Linked DNA regions of Mus musculus: all the other regions are linked to region 1. Evidence: chromatin loops called from intact Hi-C (ENCODE). Cell type or tissue: heart. All regions are shown on one strand.

Region 1 (8,000 bases):
GATGAGTCACAAATACATATTTTCTGGGTTCCATTTCGTGACTCCATTCAGTGGTTTTATCCTACCTTGTAAAACGTAGCAAATGAATATTATTTCTGCATGTGGAGGGAAGTCGGGGGGGGGGTGATTATGAGTGACACAGGTTTGATGATGATGGGAACTAGAGATGACAGCCAAGGGGAAAATGGTTTACATTTGTGTAGGTCAGGCTTCTGGGTCAGAAAAGGTTGCAAATGTAATCCAGGGAAAGAAAATAAAAATGCTTATCATTTGTGATCTTAAAAATTATATATATACACACACACACAGAGAGAGAGAGAGAGAGAGAGAGAGGAACCTTCCTTTCTAATGCTGTTATAATACATGATTTCATTTGTACTAAAGCCTGTGAGAAAAATCACACCTGTTCAATTCCATCTTTTAATTCTCACAACTCCAAAAGCCAGTCTAGGCTTCCACCAGCTAGACTCAAGCCCAGGGACTGGTGATGGATGTTGGTGCTGGCAAGGTCCACTCAGATTACCTGTCCAGCTTGCTAGAGGAGGAAATTTAGGTCTGTGTGCTGGTACTTGCTAAGGGGACCTCAGTGCAGACAGCCTGCCTAAGATCAGTGATGCATTGGTTCTGGGATGCTTTCCAATGGGCACCCCCTCCCCCCCCCCCCCAAAAAAAAACAGGGGCACAAAAATTTGTCTCAAATTAATCTCAAATTGAGTTGGCAAAGTGATAAATACATTAATATAGTTCTGGATACATGGAAAATGTTTAGGATAAGGGTTTTCTCTTCTGGCATGGCTGGATCCTGGAGCTCACCACTAGACACTAGGCCAAATCTTCACCCGTCCTCAGTTTCCCTCTGTGCCCATCCTTTTAACTCCTGTGGCCTCACATCCTTTTGTTTGGGACCTAGAAGGAAAGGGCCTTCAACAAAAGTTCAACTTCAACAAAAGTTCAGAACACACATTTCTTTGGCCTGCCTCGTCTGCTTCAGATCCAATACTTGGATTGACATGGCTCCAGCCTAAAATGTGGTGGTTCCCACAGAAGAATTCAGGGACCCCAAAAGGGCAGATAGACAAAAATAAATGACTTGAGGGGCAGTGAAAATGGCTGAGTGGGTGTCTGCTGTGAAGCATGGATTACTGAGTTCCATCCCCGGCTCCTACACATGGGAGGAGCGAAAAGATTTCTGAAAGTTGTCCTCTGTCCTCCACATGTAATGTGTTTGTGCATGCACATGCATACATGCTAAATGTATGTTTTTAAAAATTTAAAAGGCAGTAAATCCAGTTTAATTCATGTCACGTTTGTTACTGGGAAGGCAGAGTTTTGTGTCTGGGGAGGAATTTTCTCTTCTTTCTTGTAGGCATTTCCTAAAGAGAATCTCCTTCTCTGGGTTGAGTCTTTTCTTGCTCTGTCCTCTCTGTCACAGGCAGGTGAGTGGCTACCTTGGGACTTTCAGTAAGGCTCTCACAAATGACCCAGCATATGATATGGTGGTGCCTCTTGCTCCTGTTCCCAGTTGGGATTTGCTTTTACTTTAGAGGAATCAGAGGATAATTTTGATAAGATATGGCACTTGCCTTCTTCTTACTGTTCTGATCACTGCCAGCTGCATCTTGGCTGTGTTTGCTCTCTTTGCATTTTCCACCTCATGGTGTCACTCAGCAGTTAAGGGCTGTCTGTTGTCCAGTACAAAAAACAAAACAAAACAAAACAAAACAAAACAAAACAAAAAAAAAAGCAGATTAATAGACATACAGCCTTCCAGAAGAAAACCATTACACAGCTACTCACTATCTTTGAATAGCTGTGGCCCTCCATTCTAATTTTGCTCACTGGGCAATAAGTTGATTTAACAGCTGATAATTTAACTCCTAATGCATAAAAATATCATTGGGTTGAGGCAAGTGGGAATTTCCTTCAAATGTGGAGTTCAACTGAAAGGCCCTGGAGTTGTAGGGAGGAAAAACAAACAAACAAATATTTACTAACCACACCGGCCAGACACTCCAGACCCACAATGAGCCTCTTTTTCATGACCATCCCTTAAGGTAGATATCCTGGGCCATGCTGACAGACAGGAAGGACTATAGCCACTCCCCCACCAACCTAGAGCTTTCGTCTCTGAAATGTACCTAACCCGAGCGAAGCGGCACTTCTGAGGAGTGAGTGGGATCACAACGGTGTTTGGCAGCGTGCCTGGCACACACAGTGCCCAGTAAATAGTGCCTTTGATATGAGCAAAGAAATCAGTGATAAAGAGCACATAGCCAGTGGGGGCTGGAGAGATGGCTCAGAGGTTAAGAGCACTGGCTGCTCTTCCATGGGTCCTGTACCCATATGGTGGCTTATAACCATCTATAATGAGATCTGGTGCCCCCTTCTGGCCTGCAGGCTTACATGCAAATAGAATGCTGTATACATAATAAATAAATACAGCAAAAATAACATAACATAACATAAAAAGTACACACCCACTTCCAAAGTGTATTTCCCCTGAGCCGACACTACTGGCTGTACTGTGCCTCTGTCTTCATTTTAATTAACCAGGCCAAGACATTTCTCAAGGAACAGTGAGCTCCGTGCGGGGCCTGTGATATATTTCTCAAGAGCGGAGCTCATCAACAGACAAGCTATTTTTGCTCATCTTCTGACACAAGACTCTACATCCAAAGATGGATTCAGTTACTTCAAGTGTACAGAATGGAATAACTCGGCAGGAACTTTGAAATCGCATCCTGTAAGATTCTTTTTCTCTCCTTTGAAGGGCTTAGAAATATGTGTCACCAACTAAAGTTGCTCTCCTGTGAATCAAGTGAATGGAGTAGGAAGTTGCATAGTAATTATCTTTGCCTTTAGTGAGGCTAATAGCATAAAATGCAAAGGCTGAGCCTCGGGGCTATCCTTTACCAGGGACCAGGATTCTGATCAGAATATGGGAACTCACGACTGCACGCATGCGCACCTGCCAGAACGATGACTGCGTGTACAGACTGGAAACCTGCTGCGCAATGCAGGGCTCAGATTCACACCCCGTGCCTGATTGTGCTGGTGCTGGAGCGCCCTCTACCGGTACGCTCTAGAAATAGGCAGAGGCCCTTGCGGAGGAAAAGACCAAAACACATTTACTGAAGGCTTGAATGGATGGATCCAGATGGATCATCCCTGCCCCGGTTGCCTGCGGAAGTTATCAGCACTCCCAGAGACATTACTGGCTAAGCTTAGAGAGTCAATACGGTAGGGGATGCCTGTGTGTGGGCTCAGAGCTTGGGAATACCTGCCAGGACCCCTTGCAGTTTGTGGAGAACAGGAGAGGACAGTGTTGGGGGAGGGGAAGTCTGGCAGGACCTGGAGGGGTTTTGCTCAGAAGCTGGGGGGCCAGGATGGGCATGGGGAATCAGGAACTGATGAGCAGGGATGGAAAGCCAGCATCCAGGAAGCCTGTGATGAGTTTAGAGAGGAGGAGCAGCCAGTGACTGGACCTGACTCAGCAAAGGCTGAGGCAGCAGGGACGCAGGGAGAACAGGGCAGGAAGAGGTATGGAGGAACGAAGCTGGACGGTGAGAGTGAGGCCTGCAGTAGCCTGGTAAAGCCGGGGCCTTGATGAAGAAATGTCGATAAGCCTGAGAAAGTGACTATATGTGTCCCAATCACTGCTCAGTTCTCAGTCTCCACACTGAGTGAAACGCCAGCACAAGGCGACCGTAAGATACCCACGCTAAGGGGAGGCTGGTGACTGGGCAGGAGGCTAGGCAGAAACAGACAAGCATCTCCTATGCCTGAGGCTTTAGTTTTATTCAAGCGGAGAAAAAGATGGGAACACAAAGGATCTGCCGTTCAATTATCCTTTCAAGCCCATGATTTTAATAAAAATGTCTTTTTCAAAGTCAGCCTGTTTTATTTTCAATTTGCGCTAGGCCACGGGGTTGGCACAATTCTGCTTCTGCTGTTTCTAACAATTACTGCTGCTGGGGTCTGGTACTCTTGTTGCTGATTTGATAAAAAAGAAAAAATAATAGCCATATAACTCCCCCTCCCATTCATCTCCTCACCAGAAAGGAAGATTCAGAAGCCATTATTTATCAATCCCACTTTTATAAATAAATGACAGGATATCTCTGTTTCTAAGGCTAGCTGTACCTTCTGCCTCAGCCTCTCAAGTTCCAGGATTACAGGTGTGTGCCACCACACCCGATTTTCAAATGTGTTTCTTATTAAGGATTTTTAAAAAAATGTCAAAAAGCCAAGCCTTCTTCTAACCCTTAAGTGTTATCTACTAAATGGATCTTGATAAGGATGTTAAGACCCTAACTTGAGAAGTCTGGACTCTGGGGTTGCTGGGATGACCAGTTCTCAGGGGGATACATCATTTGAACTGAAGGAAGGATAGCTTAGTGTGCAAAAGTCATTTCTACTTGTTTAATAAAGCAATCACCTTAATTAGATTCCTACTCTAATAATGCCAGAGAAAAGAAACACACAGACACACAGACACACAGACACACACACACACACACACACACACACACACACACACACACACACACAGAGAGAGAGAGAGAGAGAGAGAGAGAGAGAGAGAGAGAGAGAGAGAGAACAAATTTCCAGTGATTAGAGAGTTACCCCATGAACTGAAAGGCATGGGATGGAAGCTCAGCTGCCCCTCCCTCCTCCCCAGGTGAACTGAGATGGTGTTTATTTTCATTTAATTAAAGCCCTCTTGGCCAGCCCCAGGAGACAGAGAACAATGGTGCTCTGTTAGGTCTATCGGCTCCCCTAGCTGCTGCCAGCCCTCCCTAGGTCTAATGTGTGGTCACCCAGGATGCTCCTTCCTTTGGATACAACAGCCGGCTTTGTGTGTAGCCATCCTCCGGTAGATGTGGCACAGGCGTCTGAATAGAGGCCTTTGGCGCTCCTCGCTGCTTGGCAGGGGAGCTGGGCCCACTTGAGATTATTCTTTCCTTCTTATGAGTTACTGGAATTGTGTAACCTAATAGTTTGCCCATCCATCACTGAAAATACCTTTCACTCGATTGCTCCTGTCCCCCCACTTCCAACCTCCCGAAACTATTTGCCCGAAGACACTGGTGACCAATGGGAAAACACAAAGGGGTATTGGCTCCTTTCTTACTCAGTCTTTTCAAGTGACATTCTACCCACGAAACTCTTCTCTAAGAAACCTACTGGCCTAGCACATAGCCTTCTTCACAGGATGCAGGACTGAGTCAAACCCAAGATGGTAGACATGCTTACAGTTTCAAGTTGCTCCACCCATAGTCTCCGTACTTGTGCCTGTGAGGCACGTCCCTTCTGCATCTCAGATCCTGACCTGTGACCTGTGTTCTTGGCCACAGGCCCACAGAATGGGACTGTCCCCACACCTTCCTTCTGAAGATGCTCTTCCTCTCATCCCTTTGTCCATGTCTACTGCTCAGAGTTTCTGACTCTCAGAAGCTGGAAGTTGGACACAGTGGCACTTGTCTAAAACCCTAGCTTTTGGGAGGGACAGACTCTTCCTCAGCATCAGAGCTTGCACAGGGTTAGTGTCTTTCACGTCTCTCTGACATCCTCAGATACAAGATGACTCAAGGAGCTCTAGAAATGAAGACACTGAATGTTTTCAGCAACCCTCAGTGGTATTTCTTCAGTTGAGCACACCTGCCTTGATTTAAGCCTTTGAGGGATGCAGTATATGGTTCTATTTTTGCATGTGTTCCGGCATCACCTACCCTGTCTGGGAATAGGGAAGAGGTAACTGATAGAATTACCCTGGTAACGAATTACCATGAATTAACGTGGTAATGAATTGGAATTAGCCTGGCAATGAATTACCATGAATTAACATGGTAATGAGTTGGAGCCTTCCATTGGTGGGGCTCTGCCATCTTGGGATAGCTGAGCTCCCTGGAGCAGCCTTCTGGTCAGGGGCAGAGACGGAGGCTTGGCTGAGAACGCCAGGCTCAGCTGCTTTCTTCTAAGTAGGCATCACCACCGCCAGCATTCTAGAGAAAGACAGAGGAGGGTAGCCATCCGCATTTGCTTAGCTTCATAAAGCAAGATGCCCAATCCCTGCAGGGAGTTGATTAGTGGAGGAATTTAGCTCTCAAAACCCAAACCTCTACCTCTAGCATGGCCTAGCCGAGCATCAAGCTGACTCTTTGGGCCCAGAGTTGCTAGGCAACAGTAGAACAAACAGGAAAGAAGCAACCCACAAAGAAGCACAGAGATAAGATAAAAAGATATTTACAACAAAAGCAAAAGAATAAAGCACGGGGAGTCTTAGCACCCCCTTTCATGTTTCTATTCTTTTCTTTTCCTTCTGGTATTTCCATTCTGGCCAAATATATCATTTTTAAAGGAGATATGGCCGTTTAATTGCTGACAACCAAGTAAACTTTACTCTCTCAAGAAACTGATATTCAAGAGATCCAAGGAATGAAAGGGTGACGTATTTTTGAGCATTTTGATGGGGTACAATGTTCATATAGTAAATATATATTTTAAAGGGTACAAAAGCCTGGTCAATAGGAGTCTCCATTTCCCCAGAAAGGCTTCACTCCTTATGGGTGACATTTGTCAAGGGCTCCTGTGTCCTCCAGACCTTTAACCATTCATTTTTAGGGAAGTGTTCAGCTCTGGGTCTGAAATGATCCTCAAAGCCTTTGTCATCATGTTCTTTGAAACTCTAGAAAGGGGTATCCATTTAAGGGACCTGTGTGATGGTGGGAGGAGGCCCCTTTCTTCTCTACCCCTCTCTACTTCCTAGACATCATGAGATGAGCATCTGTACAGCACCAGGCCCTCCTCACAATGATGCTCAGCCCCACCAAACACTTAGCAATGCCAGGACAAAGTGACCATGAACTGAGACCGCTGAAACTGTGAGCCGACACTAACCTTCCCTTCTTTCAAGCAGTTAGTTGGTCAGGTATTTACTGCAGCAGTAGAGGGCTGATTAACAAAGAGAGCTACACCTCTCTAGAATCCTACGCAGAAGAACCCAGGAGAAAGGTCACACATTAAGCTGGCAGTATAGGGTTGCTGGCCAAGCTAAAGTAGGGCCAGGAACCCCCAGTGCAAAAGATCCCAGAGAGAAATGTCAAACTTCTCTGAGAAAAGAAGATGCTACTAGACTTTCTCTGCTGTGGTAATTGAAATCTTCTCTTGACAGCCCATTCCAGGAGGCACTCATGGGGCCCAGTTCACTTTGTGATAGATACTCTGTGTGAATTTCTGAACCTGTAGATCATGTAACATCTCTGCACCTTAGCTCTGCAGACAGCAGGCTGTACTCCTGCTTTCTACCCTCCTGAGCCAATTCTTCTGGGAGCTAGCCCTGCTCACCTCTTGCCATTATGCCTATAGCTGCTGGTTAGTATTTTGTTGGTCCAGATGAACCCAAGTTTGGTCCATTTGGGGTGTGCTGGCTCAGATTGGAGAAGCAAGACAAACTGAAGATACCAACTCCAGAAAACAAGCCAGTAGTTTGTCAACTCATGAGGAGCAAGAAGGAAGATACAAGATAAAGAGGAACAAACACAGAGAAATGAACGTAGATTTAATTCATGAGCTGTCTTCCATCCACGCTGGGGTGTGATAATGTAACTGCCTTTGAGTCTTCCATGGTTTTGTACATACCCCTCATCCATGGACCTGTAAGTGACCCCTAAAGTCCATTGAGTTGAACTTTAGTGATATCCTTATTTTGGTCTGTCATTTGCTCTCTGTTTGGATTGAGTAGACATTTGCATAGTGCCTCCCTAGAAAGTGTCACCCAACGGGTTAGACAGATAGGTGATGGCAGTGGTTTGAGTATGCTTGGCTCAGGGAGTGATGCTATTAGGAGGTGTGGCCTTGTTGGAGGAAATGTGTAACTGTGGGCGTGGGCTTTAAGACCCTTGTCCTAGCTGCCTGGAAGCCAGTCTTCTGCTAGCAGCCTGCAGATGAAGATGTAAAACTCTCAGCTCCTCCTGCACCATGCCTGCCTGGACACTGCC
Region 2 (8,000 bases), 350 kb before region 1:
GAGACGTGCTAGAATATTTTCCATGCTTGCTTGCTAGGAAGTTGGAGCACTGGGATTTAATCCTCCATGGATTGCCTCCTGCTTCAAACTTTGTACTCGGTGGCCAGTAAAGAGACCTCAGATGAGGAGGCGGTGCTGTAAGCAGTTTGCTCTAGAGCTGAGCTGGAGGTGATTAGTGGGCAGTGAGCTGTGGGAGGAAGGAGAAGACATGCTGTGATGAGAGGGGTGGTGTCCCTGGGAGTTCTTGGCAGCCTCCAGGTCCCCTGTAGAGTGTGCCCCAAGCCCCAGGGTCATCATGCTACTTACTGGGTGCTCTTTCCGGGGTCCAGCTTGCCCCTCCTTGGTCAAGCACGCACCTGTGGAGCATCCCCAAGAGGATATAGCAGGACGAGCACACAGGAGAAGCACGTGGCGCTTGCCATCTTTCTAATAGAAGAGGAGATGCAGGTCTGTGGGCATAGCACACCAGTCTCTCAGTCTCTTCATGGACCTCAGCTTTCCCTTACTCTGCCTTCTTCATGCCAACCCCACTTTGGCTGGTGTTTTCCCCAGCTGTGAGGTTTATTATTTTGTTTGTTTGCTTTGGTATAGTCATCTATCTTTTGGTAGCAATGTGATGTTTCACATCTCTGCCATCATGGAAACCCTTTTCTGCCCCCACCTTTTGGGGGCTGGTAAGGAGAGTCAGCAGTTGTCTTTGTGCACTCCATCTTGGTTTTACTTCGGCCCTTTTTCTTCTGACTTCCTTTTAGCTTCCAAATAAAAGCACCCCATCTGCCTCCAGCTAGGAGCCCTGGAGACTCAGCAGACTGCACTGGCCCTGTCTTTAAACTTAGTGTCCCCAAAGAGGAGGGGGCTTGAAACATGCTTGTTTAAACTAAGCTTACACAGATAAAAACTATAGTGGTTAAAAATTCATAGGTTTGGTGAATTTTCACTCACATAACCAGCTCTTTTAAAGCACATAGAACTGAACTTAGGGGAAAAAATACTTAAAAATCAAACAGAATTTTAAGTTGTTTCTTCATGCATTAAGATCCAGACAATATCTAAAAGATTGAAGACGTGGATGTGGGGGTTAGATATTTTGGGAGTGGGCAGGGCTGAGGAGAAGGGCCCTGTCCTGTCCCCCATGTACTTACATCAATAAAGACTTGTGTTCCCTGTCTCTGTTTCCTCCTAGAATTTCCTTTCTAAGCAATGGTATGGAGAGATTTCCCGAGACACGAAGAACTGGAAGATTATCCTGTGTCTATTCATCATCCCCTTAGTGGGCTGTGGCCTCGTATCATTTAGGTGTGGACTGGGGCATCTAATCTTGTGTGTGAGCATCTTTGAGTATTTTTGAGCATTTGTGTAAATGGAGTGTTCACTGTGGCATCTGTGTGCTCAGCCCAGCATCTTTCCTGGCTTTTCCTAGGTAGGGTTTCAAGCAGGTGGTACTGAGGTTGTCTTCAGTATATGAGGCTGAATTTGGATTCTCCGATCAGAAAAGGGGGAGGGGGGGCTGAGTGTTGGCTAGGTCAGCCTTGGGATCCAGTTTTGTCCTGTCTGTTCCTTGTCTATGGTAGGAAGCAAGCCATGGTTCCCCCCACCCCTCCTTTCTCACTCTTTCTGTGTCTCTCTCTGTGTGTGCATGTACAAGTGCATGTGTGAGTGTGTGAATACAAGTGTGAGTGACTGTGTGTGTGCACATGTATTAGTATGTGTGTCTGTGAGTACATATGTCTGTGTGAGTAGGCATGCATGTATGTGTAAGTATACAAGTATGTGTGTTTGTGATGTGTATTTGTGACCGTGTCAGTGTGTATAAATGTACCTGAGTATGTGAAAGAGTATATGTGTGTGCCAGTGTGTGCGAGTGAATGTGACTGGTGACACTCCCCTGCCTCTGACTCTGTCTAGGAAGAAACCCATTGACAAGCACAAGAAGCTGCTGTGGTACTATGTGGCCTTCTTCACGTCGCCCTTCGTGGTCTTCTCCTGGAACGTGGTCTTCTACATCGCCTTCCTCCTGCTGTTTGCCTATGTGCTGCTCATGGACTTCCACTCAGTGCCACACACCCCCGAGCTGATCCTCTACGCCCTGGTCTTCGTCCTCTTCTGTGATGAAGTGAGGCAGGTAGGCAAGTGCAGCGTCGCTCTTTCCAGGGAGATGTGGATACATGTCTGCTCATCCCAGACGGACATGATTCCACACAAGGCTGGTCTATGGAGCTGGTGAGTTTACTGGGGTAAATGTCAAGAGAGCATCTGCATCATCAAAAGCCCACCCAAACGACTCATGAAAGCTGCGTCACGGGAGCTCAAAGTCCAATCTGTGAGCAAATTTCTCCACTGAAGAAGCCTGTCCCCAGCAATGGTTGATCATCAGTTTCCTGGGATGTGCATATTTTAGGATCTTTGCTTCACCATTGAATCCAAACTCTACCCCAGCCCTCATAGAGCAGGTGCATCTTAGTTTGGGTTTTACTGCTGTGAACAGACACCATGACCAAGGCAACTTTTATAAATGACATCATTTAACGGGCTGGCTTACAGGTTTAGAGGTTCAGTCCATTATCGCCAAGGTGGGAAATGGCAGCAACTAGGCATGGTGCAGGAGGATCTGAGAGTTCTACGTCTTCATATGAAGGCTGCTAGTGGAAGGCTGACTCCCAAGCAGCTAGAGCAAGGGTATTAAAGCCCACACCCACCAGGCCACACCTACTCCAATAAGACCATACCTCCCAACAGTGCTACTCCCTGGGCCAAGCATTACAAACCATCACACTGAGGTAGCAGATGTTGAAGAAATGTTTGTTGTTGGTGAAGGAGGTGCTGTCCTGACTCATGGTGGAAAATGTCTCAGCAAGTCCTATCAGATTTATCTGTCACTCTCTTGTCTCTTCTGGACCCGAACCTTAAAATATACCCATTTAGCAAGTATTTGTTAGGTATACAACTCATGGAGTATTTACAGATTACAAAGTACAAGGCTCAGGGGTGGAAGAGATTTGAAGGGGAAACATACTGCCTTTGCCCTGACTAGTCTAAGAACACTGAGTTGGCTTATGTTGTCATGCCAACTCTCTCTGGTAGATTTTTATGTGCAGTCTCCAGGACTCCTGGATTGCGAGGGATTCTGGGGCCCTCTGTCAATTCTTAGTATGTCTTAATCAATTAATGATGTCTGCTATGGAAGTGAGGGCTGGGGGGGGGGGGTTGGGTACCTGTGCCCTATATGCCTGTCTTTATGATTAGTAGGTAAGTGGTGTGGAAGATGGTGGAACGTCAGCAGAGGTGGAGGAAGAAAACACACAGGATGGCCGGAGTACCAGTGTACTGACTATAGTTCTGGAAGGCAGAAGTCCAACGTGAAGTTGTGGGTTGGGTTGACCCCATAGAGTACTGTGAAGTGACTGTTCTGCTGTGCTGTCCCCTAGCTTCTGAAAGTTTACTGGCCATCTTTGTCACTCTGTGCCTGACGGATGTGACACTCTGACCCGCAGCCTCATGCCCATATGGTGCCCTCCCTATGTGCAGGTGTGTCCTAATTTCTCTGTTTCCTGGGGACAACAGTCATGTTGGATCAGGACTCCATCTCGACCTGTCAGCGCCATCTGCAGTGGCCTGATTTCCGAACAAGGTCACGTTCCCAAGCAGAGGGCTGAGGACTTAAGTGTAGAGATACAGCTCTTCCACATATGGCCTCTCTCCCTGTGGCCAGCCTTTACTTCCAAGTTTTCTTCTGGCTTGTGATGTGTCACTAGTAGAGTGGAGCTGGAATATTCTGTGTGTGATAATCAGAGCCAGGGGACTCTCGACATTCAGAGAACTGCTGGACCAGAGGGTCAATTGACTCACAGCCGATAGGGAATTAAGCCACGAGCATTGGATGGACAGGGGTAGAAGGGACAGGGGAGGAAAGAGGCAGGGAGAGGGAGGGAAAGCCCAGCAGGAGTTGCAAATACACGGTGTGCAGTAATCTGGTTTCTTTGGTCTTTCCCTGTCTGGGTGCATTTTCTACTGAAGAGACCCTTAAGAGATGCAGAAACCTGGATCAGGTTGTCTCCTCTTGTACTGACCCCATCAGGGAGTCTGCCGAGCTCCCTAGGTCCTGACACATGCTCTGGTGGTCCAGGGAGCAGCATCAAGCAGGGTGATTTGTTTTAGACGTTCATTTGCTGTGTGTATCAGGAGCCAGAGCTGCTATTGTCATGTTGTTGAGAATGTGTGTTCTTAATACAGGACAAGGAATGTGCTTGTAAGTCACCCCTGAGGGTCACCATGGTTATGGGACTACTGAGGCCAGAGATAAGGAGACATACAGAGGGATCCTGCCTTCACTTTCTTCTGAGCAGAGAGAAACCCAGGTGGCCTTTCTTGGAACAACAGTGAGGCCCTGTCTTTGAGAAATCTGTCACTAGAGGGCGCTATTTCCCTTTGTTTCTGCAAGTTCCTCACCTGGGTTGTTCAAGGAAAGGCTCTGCAGGCCTGTGCAGTCTTAATGGGCCAGACTCACTCATGGTTGTTAGGAGAAACCCCTAAACAGGACATTGTCTGTTTTAGATTGTGCCTGGGACTCAGATACCCATGCTCTCAGTGAGGAGGGACGTCCCTTGCCCAGAGCGGGGATGTTCACAGCTAATTTGACCTCGCCAGTCCCCAGTGCAGACACAGTTGTTAACCGACTCCTAGTGGAGCTAAGCAGGCACTGTGGATGTTTGTTTATAGTGTTGTAAGTTCCACCCTGCCTTCTCTGAAAGCTCCTTCAGTTCTGAGGCTGTCACAGTGCAAGAGATGGTGAACACATCCTGGTATTTCAGGAACACAGCTTAGAGCTGCACTCTCCCCCCTTAGACAAGAGGCGTCTCTTCATTAAAAACAAAACAAAACACCACCACCACCACCAACAACAACAACAACAACAACAAAAAAAACCCGAAATCTTTTCTCCCTGTAGTGGCATTCTTGTGGCCCAGGCCTCTTCTGTCTATTGGTTCTGTAATATGGCCAGGCTTCTGAAGTCACTGAGGCGAGACGAGGCTGGGCTGGGGTTGTACAGATCAGTGTGTACCAGCCTCCCAGCGGGAATGGGAAAGAGAACAGGTGGGCAGGGCCTGTGCCAGCCACTTCCGAAGCATGGAGTGGCAATGGGTTTTGCTGCCCTGGGGATCAGCACTGCCCAGATAAATGGATGCTCCTGTGTCCTCCCCAGGGTCCTAACCTTGCGCCTGTCTCCTCACAGTGGAACATGGTCTGGCCCGGGCTGCCCAGACCTGGGGGACTTCACTGTTCCACTGTGATCTGGCAGTGTTCCCCTCCTTTGGCAACTCAAGCTGTGCATCCTACATCCCAGATTGCAGGGTTTCAGTGGATCTGAGAAACTCACTATCCCCAGGATGGGCACCTAAGTTTAGGCTTTGGGGTCAGAGGCAGAGAAGGTCATAGGATATATGAGTCCCAAATAGACTTGGTGGGTGAGTTCATGGGAAGACAAGGACATGAACATGGGAATCAGAATCACACCTCAGTGAATCTTCTGTCCCCTATTTGAGCTGCCCCTGGAGTCTGGTCCTTAGGCTCCTAGTAGCCAGATTCTGAGCAAGTAGGCAAATGAAAAGATCAGACAGCTAGGTTGGCATTCTTAAAAAATCCAGTGTGTGGAGCCTGTCTTAGTTAGGGTTTCATTGTTGAGAACAGACATGATGACCAAGGCAACTCTAGTGAGGATAACATTTAATTGGGGCTGGCTTACAGGTTCAGAAGTTCAGTCCATTATCATCAAAGCAGGAGCATCCAGGCAGGCATGGTGCAGGAGGAACTGAGAGTTCTGAAGGCTGATAGGAGAAGACTGGCTTCCACGTGGTTAGGAGGAGGGTCTCATTGCCCACCGTCACAGTGACACACTTCCTCCAACAAGTCCATACTTCCTAATAGTGCCACTTCCTGGTCCAAGCATATTCAAACCACCACGGAGCCCAATTAATAATCTTTCTTCCCTGTAGACATCTTTTAAAAGATTTCACTAATCAAGTTGTTCTGTTGTGTGTGCCAGAAATAATGCACTTACTGTAAATACACAACTCTACGGCAACTCATGACAACTGGATGGTACTTTGTATTTGTGCAGGGCTCAGTCTACACCGCTGTCCGTGGTCACCGCGAGGTTCCATGTTTCTCCACACAGGTCACTTTCATTCCCTGAGGCTTCATTTTTGAAGGGTGGGAGAACACAACTCCTTTTCTTGGCTCTGATGGCTGCACATGCCTAAGGGAGCAGCTATCTTTCTGGTCCCCTTGGATCAGTGGGGTTCTGGTAGGGCTCCCTTGACACAAACAGTCTCAGAAGTGTCCTGGGAGAAACTGAGTGGACACTTACAAGTCTAGCAGAGACTGGTGTCCACGATGCCCATTGCTCTGTCTGTTCATCTTTTGCTGCAGTGGTACATGAACGGAGTGAATTATTTCACCGACCTATGGAACGTTATGGACACCCTGGGACTCTTCTACTTCATAGCGGGTATTGTATTCCGGTAAGTGGTTCTTGCCACCTTCCCAACTTCAGGTGTAAATCTGGGACACCTCAAGTCCATGGATAGGCCTGGATTGTCACTTCATCCCCCATCAGAGGTGATCATAAGAGCCCATTGACTCTGCCTTGTGGAGACACAACTTGGCCACCATAAGTTTCTCCTCACTCTGGGTTCTTGAAAATTTCCCTTTTTGTTTTTCAGACAGGTTTTGGAGGGGGGCATAATTACAATCCAAGGAGAGGTCACTGGGGATGTTTAGCATCTTCCAATGTTAGTTCATTTTGGCCCATTTAATTGAAGGTGCATGTGACCTTAGCCAGCATGCTGGCCCTGCAGTCACTCTTCCAGGTACCAGTGTATCTTGCAAACCTCAGAGCTAGAGTGTGTGAGAGTTCAGGTAAGTCTAAAACATCAAAGGCCCTAAAGTGAGGTAGGGAGGTGGCTCAGGCAGCAAAGTGCCTGTCACATCAGTGTGGGGACTGCGCTTACACCCATAGAACCCAGATAAAACAGGGGATGGCAGCACCCACCATTTCCTGAACCCAGGGCTGGGGGCAAGACAGTCAGGTGAGAGAGCTCACTGGCCGAATCAGTGAGCTCTGGGTTCAGTTCAGGACCCTGACTCAAAAATGAAGACAGAAAGCAATGGAGTTAGACACTCAATGTCTGCCGCCGGCTTCCACAATGTGCGTGCGTGCGTGTGTGTGTGTGTGTGTGTGTGTGTGTGTGTGTGTGTGTGTGTGTTTGAGTGTGTACACAGAATATACACACACACAATCATGCCACATTAAACTTGGAAATGTTGTCCCCTGTCCCACAAACTCTCCTTTTCTCTCCACAGGCTCCACTCTTCTAATAAAAGCTCGTTGTACTCTGGGCGCGTCATTTTCTGTCTGGATTACATTATATTCACGCTAAGGCTCATCCACATTTTCACCGTCAGCAGGAACTTGGGACCCAAGATTATAATGCTGCAGCGGATGGTGAGAGCCAGCAACCCTGGCAGGTGGCCTTCTCTTGCCATGCCTGCCATGCTCAGAGTCGGTCCACAGCATAGCTTGCACTTGCTTTTTTTTTTTTTTTTTGCTATATTTTTAACATAGGCCACTTTCAGGGGAGATTTTAGGGAAGAGGGTTCTTTTAAAGAACCAACGATGTCCACGCATCCTGCTACCAGCAAGTCTCTGGGTCTTCCTGAGAGTTAACACTTTGCTGCATGCTTCCATTTGAGCCTGAACAGCTTGCTCAGAACGAATGTAGGGAGGGGCTTTCATGCGTTTTTTTATGGATGGGGTTGTTCTAATTCAAGGAGGTGAATATGCTTCTCTAACAATAAATGGGGAGTCAAATGCCTAGAGATGACTAGACTCTGAGTGCCACACCCTGTACGTGAGAGAAAGACCACAGGCTTGTTTTACATACAGGCCAGGAAGAAATGGCAGGCAGGGGATATTGCTCCCCAGAGCTGGTTCTGTCTGGAAA
Region 3 (8,000 bases), 140 kb before region 1:
CTGTATCACTTCTTCATGTTAGTCGTGTTTATTTAAGCAAAGAGCATGACTGTGCGCTTGAGTTGCCCCAACAGCACAGAGCATGGGCTTTGGCTCTCATGAAAGCTGGGATTCCTCTCAGAGGTGTGCAAACCATGTGTTTTTAACAACTTAGTAACTTGCCTTTGCCCCGGCTTCCTCGCCTGTAAAACAGCAGTAAGAGCAACACGGAACTTTGTAAGGGTTCGTGGAGATGAGCTACATTCCTGGCACATTCACAAGCGATAGTACTTGCTGTTATTTACACAGCAATGGTTTCATTAATGTTATTCCATTTGCTCATTATTTACTTGTTCTGTTTGTTTTAGACAGTCTTATTATGCACTCCAGGCTCTCAAACTCTGGCTTCTCATGCTGCAAACTCTCAAATGCTGAGGCTACAGGCATTGCTGGTCTGTGCCACCACACCAGACAAGAGCAGTTAAGAGTATGTGAGTACTATCATTTAGAAGATTAATGAATGGTAGCTATAAACTATTTTTAAATAGATGACTGTTTTTTTTTTCTTTTAAGAATTCAGTGTGTATGGGGGTGTGTAGGGGTATGTGGGTGAGTGTGTATGTGGTATGTGAGTATGTATGTATGTGTGAGTGTGTGTGTATAAGAGTGTGTATGTACATGAGTGTGTATGTGGTGTGAGAGTATGTGTGTATGTGTGAATGTTTGTATGTGTGTGTGAGAGTGTGCACATGACTATGTGTGTATGTATGTGAGTGTGTATCTGCATGTGAGTCTGTGTGTGAGAGTTTGTATGAGTGTGTATGTGAGTGTGCATGTGAATGTATATGTGTGAGTGTATACGTGTGTGTGTGAGAGAAAGAGAGAGAGTGTGTGTGTGTGTGCACGTGCGAGCGAACACACTTGTGGAAGTCAGAGGAAGACTTGTAGCTGTCAGTTCCCTCCTACCACATGGGTACTAGGAAATCGAACTCAAGTGGTTAGTCTTAGCAGCAGACACCTTCAACTGGTGAGCTGGCCCAATGACTACAGTTTGTTTTGTTTTTTTACTATTTCAGCAATACAGCCTGCTTTTAAAACTAAGTAAACAAAATGGAACGGGGAGGGGAAAGGACCACCAACAACAGCATCAAGCATGAGACTCTTCTTGGGAACAGCTGTGCCTCTAGGCAGACAGATGAATCCAGGTGGCCTTTGATGTCTCTCGGAGCAGAGTATTGTGATGAGTCCTGGCCTCCCTGGAGCTTTTTCATCATCCCTAAATTGGAATCTGCTGCAGAAGCCGTTATCAGCAACCTCGAGCACACTTTCCGGAACAGCAGCTAGAAACCCAAATAAATGCTCTCATTTCCCAAATGCTTGACTCGGGAATGTGAGCCACTGAGTCACAGCTCTTGACTTCAGGGTGACCTGGCTTTTGAGGTGCTGGCCTGAGTCATACCACCTGACCCTACACCATTTGTGTTCTTGGCAACTGACATCGTCTCTGTGTAAGCCAGGCTCCTTCCTCACACTGGGGCTGCTCGAGAATTTCGCAATGTGCAGGGCTCAATGGATGGACCACGGAGATCCTTAAGCACAATGGAATCAAAGATGCCAGCAACTGTTGCCACTTGCTCCTTTGAAACAGTTTTTGAAAAACCCTGTAAGCCTGGCTGAGAAAAGGCAAATAGCCTTTAGTGAATCAGTTTGGCAAGCCAACCCGGATAGAAGATAAATGTGCTGCAAGCACATTTAGCAGCAACAGGACAAAACCACAGGTAGTTCATAGGCACAACAGAGGAGCCTATTCTGCTACCGAGCCCTTCCTGGGGAATACCTGCTCCCCAACTGACCTCTCCACAGGCCCTTTCTAGCACCTTGTCTAGGATGAGATAGGCACATTATTGAATCCTAATGCTCTTCAAAGGCTGATCTGGTTTTCAAGTGGGCCGGTGTCCACCTTCATCTTTATTGTGATCATTGACCCCATTGGTCCTCTGGTCGTATTTCTGGTACCGTGTTCTCTATGGGTAAGGAAAGGAACTGCAGATCCAATGGCCCTTCAGAGACTTCGGTGAAAAATGCACATGATGTTCGGCTGTTCTGGTAATGAAATAGATGCACATTAAAAACAACAGTGACGTGTCTACACCAGCGTCTGTAGACACGGCTCCAGAGTAAAGCACTTGCTATGCAATCAGGCTCTGAGCTCAGATCCCTAGCAAGCATGTAATAGCCTGGTGTGATAGTCCCATCCTAGTAACTTAAACCTAGACCCTTCCACCTCGTGATCCGTCTTCCAGGACTTCACCCCAGCCACTAAGCCTCATATATAAGCTTTTGTAATGTCATGGTTCATAACGGGTAGGCTCTGAGAAATGACCACTGGACAGGTGGGGGTCGGGGTGCATGATAAAGCCATCAAACAAAGTGTGTGAGATTCAGTCTTCCTGTCACATGCCCAGCTACAGAAGAAAACAAAATATTACTTGCAGAGTAAAATATCTAATACTACCTCAGGGTTTGGAAGGAGCCACATGAAAATGGCAATGGAGTCACATCCTGGAGACTGGATAGGCTCATTTTTATTTTTGCATCTATATTTTTCCCTATTCTCCATTTGATTAGAAAGTATGTTACTTTAATAAAAACTTTTTAATCAAAAGTTAATTCAGGACTGAGAAAGGCCTGAATGGACACCAAAGCCTGGGCTGCCAGTTGGGTTGGCTGCTTAGCCTGTCAGGGAGGTTGACAAAACCCACGTTTGCTGCAGGAGGTGAATGAGCAGAGTGGTCGTTCTTGTCCTATAGATGACAAGGTACTGCACACAGGTGTGCGCACACAATCAAGGTGAGGATCTATCTGCTAGAAGCTTCTATCTCACTTTGCCTTAGTACCCTCCGCCTCACTTTCTAAGTCAAAGGCTCACACATGTCTTGCTTTCTCCCCTAGAGTCTCTCTCTACCCAGCCAACTTGGGAGTAGTCCCCACGTCTGACCACTGAGCCTGAGAACAGGCTGTTCCCATATGGCCAGAAGAGGGCGCTGTGGGGCAGGACAGGCTTCTGCCTACTGTTTAACATGTCTGTCCATTGGACAATGGAACAGAACACCCTGGCCACTGTTGCTGCAGGGGTTACATGCAACAATTATACATGATCAGTGTACAAGCTCTCCAGGGATCTGTAGCTACACAGGACTGGTTTTCCTTTACACTGTCCTCTTAGAGAGTGTGGTTCTCAACAATGTACCCTGGCTTTGCCCAAACTCTCACCTCCCAAGACATCTTTCATCTTCCTCTTTCATGAACAAGGCCACTGTCCTTGCCCGACACGTTTACTAGTAGGGATTTGGGGCCTGTTTACTGTGCACACTTGCTAGATCCAGTACCTGACCCAGTGTGGCCAACTGTTTGAACTCTGAAATAAAATAAAATAAAATAAAATAAAATAAAATAAAATAAAAAAAATAAAATAAAAGATGATCCTGGATCCCTGGGCCAGGAATTCACTGGTTCCATGTCCAGTACTTTGGTCTTTGGACCATGGTGACAAGGCCTTCCTTGTGGCCAGTGTTGAAAGAGCTCTCAGAGCCCTCAGCTTTAGGGGAAGGCCCTCGTCATGACATTCCCTAGCTAACTTACACTTGAACCCAAGATTCTCCTGGGATAGATGTCCATTCGGTCTCTCAGCCTAGGTCCCAGCACCTACTGCCTGCTATCTGGCTCTAGTTTGGTCTTCTGTATTCATTTTCCCCACATGCCCAGCCCAAGACTTCTGTCTCATGGGACCTCTGGGCTTTTAGGCTGACTCTGGCCACAGCCTCTCTGAACCATTGTGTGGCTTGTGCTCTGTGCCTTCCTAGGCAGGACTTCTCATACTTCAGTCCATGAGCATTAGAGTAAAGCCAGAATAGCCACGCAGCAGTAAGTAACACCTGTGGCATGGCTATCGTGTTGTGAGCCGAGAGCTCCCTAGGAAAGTCTGGACCCTCTGGATACACAATGAGGAAGGTTACAGAGTCCTCAACTGCAAAGAGAAGAGCTCATCTCAACCATCTAGAAATAGTGAACAATAGTACCCACTGGCCCTGGGGCCTGGCAATCCTACTCTATTCCCCTGCTCTGACAGGCTTTTCGGGTCCTCATGCCATCAGAGTCATGATCTCACTCAGCTGCAGGACCTGAGACCCAGCCTGACTTTATCCAATGATGTCTTAAAGCCATCGCTGTTCTTGGCTCTGGTCCAGCATCTATCCCTTGCAAGAACTCTTTCCTCCCTATAGGCCCCATTGATAGCCATTTGCTTTCACCTGCTGGGGTAAGCACCCCTTATAGATAGCACTGATGAACAGAAGAGATATGGCGTAGCTTCGGAGCTCAGAGCCCAGCCAACCTGAGTTACGGTATTATGACTGATTACAGATCTGTGCAGGGATGCCCAGGAGCCATGTTTACATCTATTATGTTTACTCTAGGTGAGTTGGACCAGTGGGTAAAGGTGTCTTGGACAGGTATCTCTTTGTGCCCTGTGATCACTCGAGATTCTGTCTCCTCTCACCTCACACCAGTGGTGGTGGAAACCATCTCTGAAGCCAGGCCTCTGCCATTCAGTAATATAACCAGACATTTTAGCAGGAAGGGGAGCTGGGCTAAGGACAGCACTCCAGGACACTGGTGAGAACAGGGAGCTCCAAGGTACTTGGGCTGCTCGATGTGGTCCTCTGAGAGAAGCAGCCTTTACAGGATACAGGTGTCTCCCACACAGCTCTACACGGGCACAAGAAGGAGGTGGAGGACACTAGCCAGCAAGATAGAAGACCTCGCTGCATTTTACTGAACTTTAATTTATCCCAGAGTACTTGGAGTCAGTAACACCTTCAGCAAGTTTTACTATGCATTAAACAGAAGTTGCTGTCCTCCTCTGAAGGAAGAGAGGTTGCAGAAGAGCCAGGGTCCTCATAGAACCCACTGGAAGGCTCTCAGTAGGTCCTGAAAAGGACAAGGTTACAACCAGAGATAGGAAATGCATGGCCAGGACAATGGGAACCCATACTCATCTAGCCAGGGTTTGGTTAGAGGCTTAATTGCTGACATTTGGCAGCTTTCAGGGAACCTTGTGACAAAATTAGGAGTGGAAAAATCTGCGAGAGCAGATGACAACCTGTACATACTGTAAAATACCTCATCCAGGAGATTCTGTAGAGGAATCAGGGAGAGGAGAAGGAAGGGGAGGAAAAGACCCCGATGAAGCATCCCATGCCAACCATTTCCTTTGCCTCCCCTCCTGCCATTCCTACCCAGAGCCCAGGTGAACTGCCTCCACCAGCTGCACAGCCAGTCTTACTTATGGTTGTCAGCAATCATCGGAGACCATACCGATTAGCCAGGAATTCTTCATGGGATACAGAAGGAGATAACCAAAGGTTGACAACATTGAGCTGCAGCGGGACCCAGAGCTCTCTGAAATGACAGCAAACCTTCTCTGGGCAGAGGCCACATCTGCAGAGAGTGTGATAAAACTACAAGGAGCCAAGAGAGTAACCATGGTGACAGTCGTGTAGTTTGGTTGTGTAAATAAGAGATGTATTTGCTTTAAGCTGCAGCAGGAGAAGGGCAAGCTACTGTGCTAAGAACATAGAGTCAGGGAGAATGAGCTCTTCTTGAGTCTTCCAGAGAGAAAGTAGAGGTAGCTGACTATCATCCAGGGCTTGTGCCCAAACCCAAGGTTCATTTTTAACATTATAATGTGAGAGATATTGAGGGAGGAAAGAGGCTCACTGGATCCTCACTTCAAGCTCTTGGGAGATCATTGTAGATTAACAAAGTGTTGTAAGAAAAAACAAAGAGGTCCATGTGCCTCGTACCTGGCTTTCTCCAGTAATTATGTTTTGCACAGTTGTTGGTTAACTTCACACTCAGGAATAGTCATTGGTACAGTGGTTCTGTTCTTGAAAAATTAAAGAATCCTTATTGAGATATAGAACATATTGGACACTTGCATGAGAGGTTTCAGGTGCGTACTCTATAGAGACACTAGAATAGATTATTGGGTATGAAGAGCTAATATTAGAAAAAATATTAGCACCATGGCTAAACAGACAACATGGAGAACATGGGGAGGGGGCAATGAAAAGTATTAAAGCCCCAGCGTCAGGAATAAACTGCCTGGTGGGGGGCTCTTTAGAAAGAAACTGGGGTCCCATGAATCAGGAGCATGTTGAGGGTAGAGAGTAGAAAGTGGAGAGTTGGAGATTCTCTTCTTACAGCTCTAGGGGGAGGGGTGGTTTCATGGTCTGTAGCTAGGCTCTCTGGTTCTCAGGTAGGAGGTAGGAAAGGGCTAGGAAGCAGGATGTGTAGCCACTGATACCTCCTTTGAAATAAACTTACTTCCCCAGGTGAGAAAACTGAGTACCTAAAAACCCATAATCTGAGGGCTCACAGCCTCTAAGTCGGGTGTCAGTGTGTGTGAGAAAGGAAGAGCTAATGCAGGTACTGTAGCCTGAACAACAGTCTGGTCAGGGTTCTAAAATTACATCCTAGGTTGTATATCTTGAAAAAAATCTAAAGTTAAATTAAAATGTAATTGTGATGGTTTGTATATGCTTGGCCCAGGCAGTGGCACTTTTAGGAGGAATGGCCTTGTTGGAATAGATGTGTCACTGTGAGCATGGGCTTAAGACCTTCACCCTAGCTACCTGGAAGGCAGTCTTCCACTAGTAGCCTTCAGATAAAGATGCAGAACTCTCAGTCTGCACCATGCCTGCCTAGATGCTGCCGTACTCCCACCTTGATGATAACGGACTGAACCTCTGAACCTGTAAGCCAGTCTCAATTAAATATTGTTCTTTATAAGACTTGCCTTGGTCATGGTGTCTGTTCACAGCAGTAAAACCCTAAGACATTGTCTTATGACAATTGAACAGGGAGCAAACACACAGCAAGGAGTTCACATACATGTAATAAGCATGTTCACACATATGTGGTCTGGCAAGCCTGTAATCCCTGCCTTTGAAGGCTGAAGGTGGAAGATCAAGAGCTCAAGGCCAGCTGTAGCTACTGTTTTGTGACCAAACTTTCTCTGGACAGAACAAACATGTCTACATACCCTAAACAGGGATCACATGACAAACCAAAGTACAAATATCACTAAAGTCCAACTTGGTGAACCAATGAGTTTTATTGGAGTTACTTACAGGAATATGGGTGAGGGGTCATGTACAGGAGCAGAAATGACTCAAAGACAGCTGTATCATCAAGGCCCACCCCAGCATGAATGACAGCTTACAAACCTAGAAACCTGAAGCACACTGCACAGCCTGCAGGCAGCTCAGCAAGTTGGAGAATGTCCTTTCCGAGTGACTCTTCCAGGTAGCTCAGCTGGTTTCTGCTTCTTCCGGGCAGCTGGTCTGGTTGCAGTCTTCCCTGCAGCTCGATTTCCCTTTATTTGAGATGGACTCTGATTGATTGATTGATCTTACTGTTTACTCTGATAGGAAGTGGTTAGTTCAGGGACTAGCGAATATGGTTAGTTTCAGGGACTTCCTGAAGCTACTTTTGAGTTGCTTACTTTCCTACTTAAGGAGCCTCCTTTCCTTGCAGAATAGAATGTTTCAATCTCAGAGAAAACTGTTACACAGTAATATCACTGGGAATTTGCAGGCTGGCTGGGCTATAAACTACTGTCTCAGAAAGAACAAAACAAAACAAAACAAAAAAAAAAGAAGTAAAACTAAGAAAACAAATAAAAACATCATTGTTGCTGGGAAACCCTGCTACTTAAGGTCAAAGTCTACCATGTCCAGATAGTTTCTCTGTGCTGTGTTCAAAATGGAGGACTTCCTTTTTCCAGCAGTGCTTCCCCTTCTCTGACCATGTCTGAGGAGGCTAAGCCTAGCACTCTCTATGATGAAGGAAGGTCGTGTAGCCCTGGGCAAACCTACAAGTTCAACTTCCTCTTCCCCTGTTAAGAACCTTCCCTAAGAAAGTACTTGGGGGGCTGGAGAGATAGCTCAGTGGTTAAG

Evidence for each region. Hi-C counts contacts between places; a loop is a spot of excess contacts. Peaks named below come from ENCODE experiments on the same cell type or tissue, not always from the same donor. Only the 100,000 strongest peaks of a DNase experiment are listed, where the experiment ranks them.
Region 2: it touches region 1 in a loop (4-fold over the local background); 15 of 42 quality-filtered maps call a loop at or near these places.
Region 3: a loop joins it to region 1, with 7 times the contacts of the local background. A loop is called at or near these places in 38 of 42 quality-filtered maps.

The regions. Positions count from the first base shown.
Region 1 is chr1:88,702,958-88,710,957 of GRCm38, forward strand. No RefSeq gene overlaps it. Among named protein-coding and RNA genes, the nearest start is that of Arl4c, 4.8 kb to the left of the region's middle. In heart, CTCF peaks have their summits at 2,386 (motif pointing left) and 3,072 (motif pointing left); a DNase peak (open chromatin) is centred at 3,014; H3K27ac peaks cover 241 bases.
Region 2 is chr1:88,353,226-88,361,225 of GRCm38, forward strand. Trpm8 (transient receptor potential cation channel, subfamily M, member 8) reads left to right here. Exons shown (of 27, transcript NM_134252.4): 17 at 1,184-1,296; 18 at 1,906-2,122; 19 at 6,427-6,518; 20 at 7,360-7,501. Among named protein-coding and RNA genes, the nearest start is that of Gm51639, 25 kb to the left of the region's middle. In heart, a CTCF peak has its summit at 4,405 (motif pointing right); no DNase peak of the experiment used is centred here.
Region 3 is chr1:88,559,521-88,567,520 of GRCm38, forward strand. It overlaps Gm19589 (predicted gene, 19589), which reads left to right. Exons shown (of 6, transcript NR_037971.2): 5 at 348-470; 6 at 1,056-2,646. Gm41912 (a long non-coding RNA gene) reads right to left here. Exons shown (of 3, transcript XR_878356.1): 3 at 7,186-7,417. Among named protein-coding and RNA genes, the nearest start is that of Gm41912, 6.5 kb to the right of the region's middle. In heart, a CTCF peak has its summit at 3,014 (motif pointing right); a DNase peak (open chromatin) is centred at 3,021; H3K27ac peaks cover 205 bases.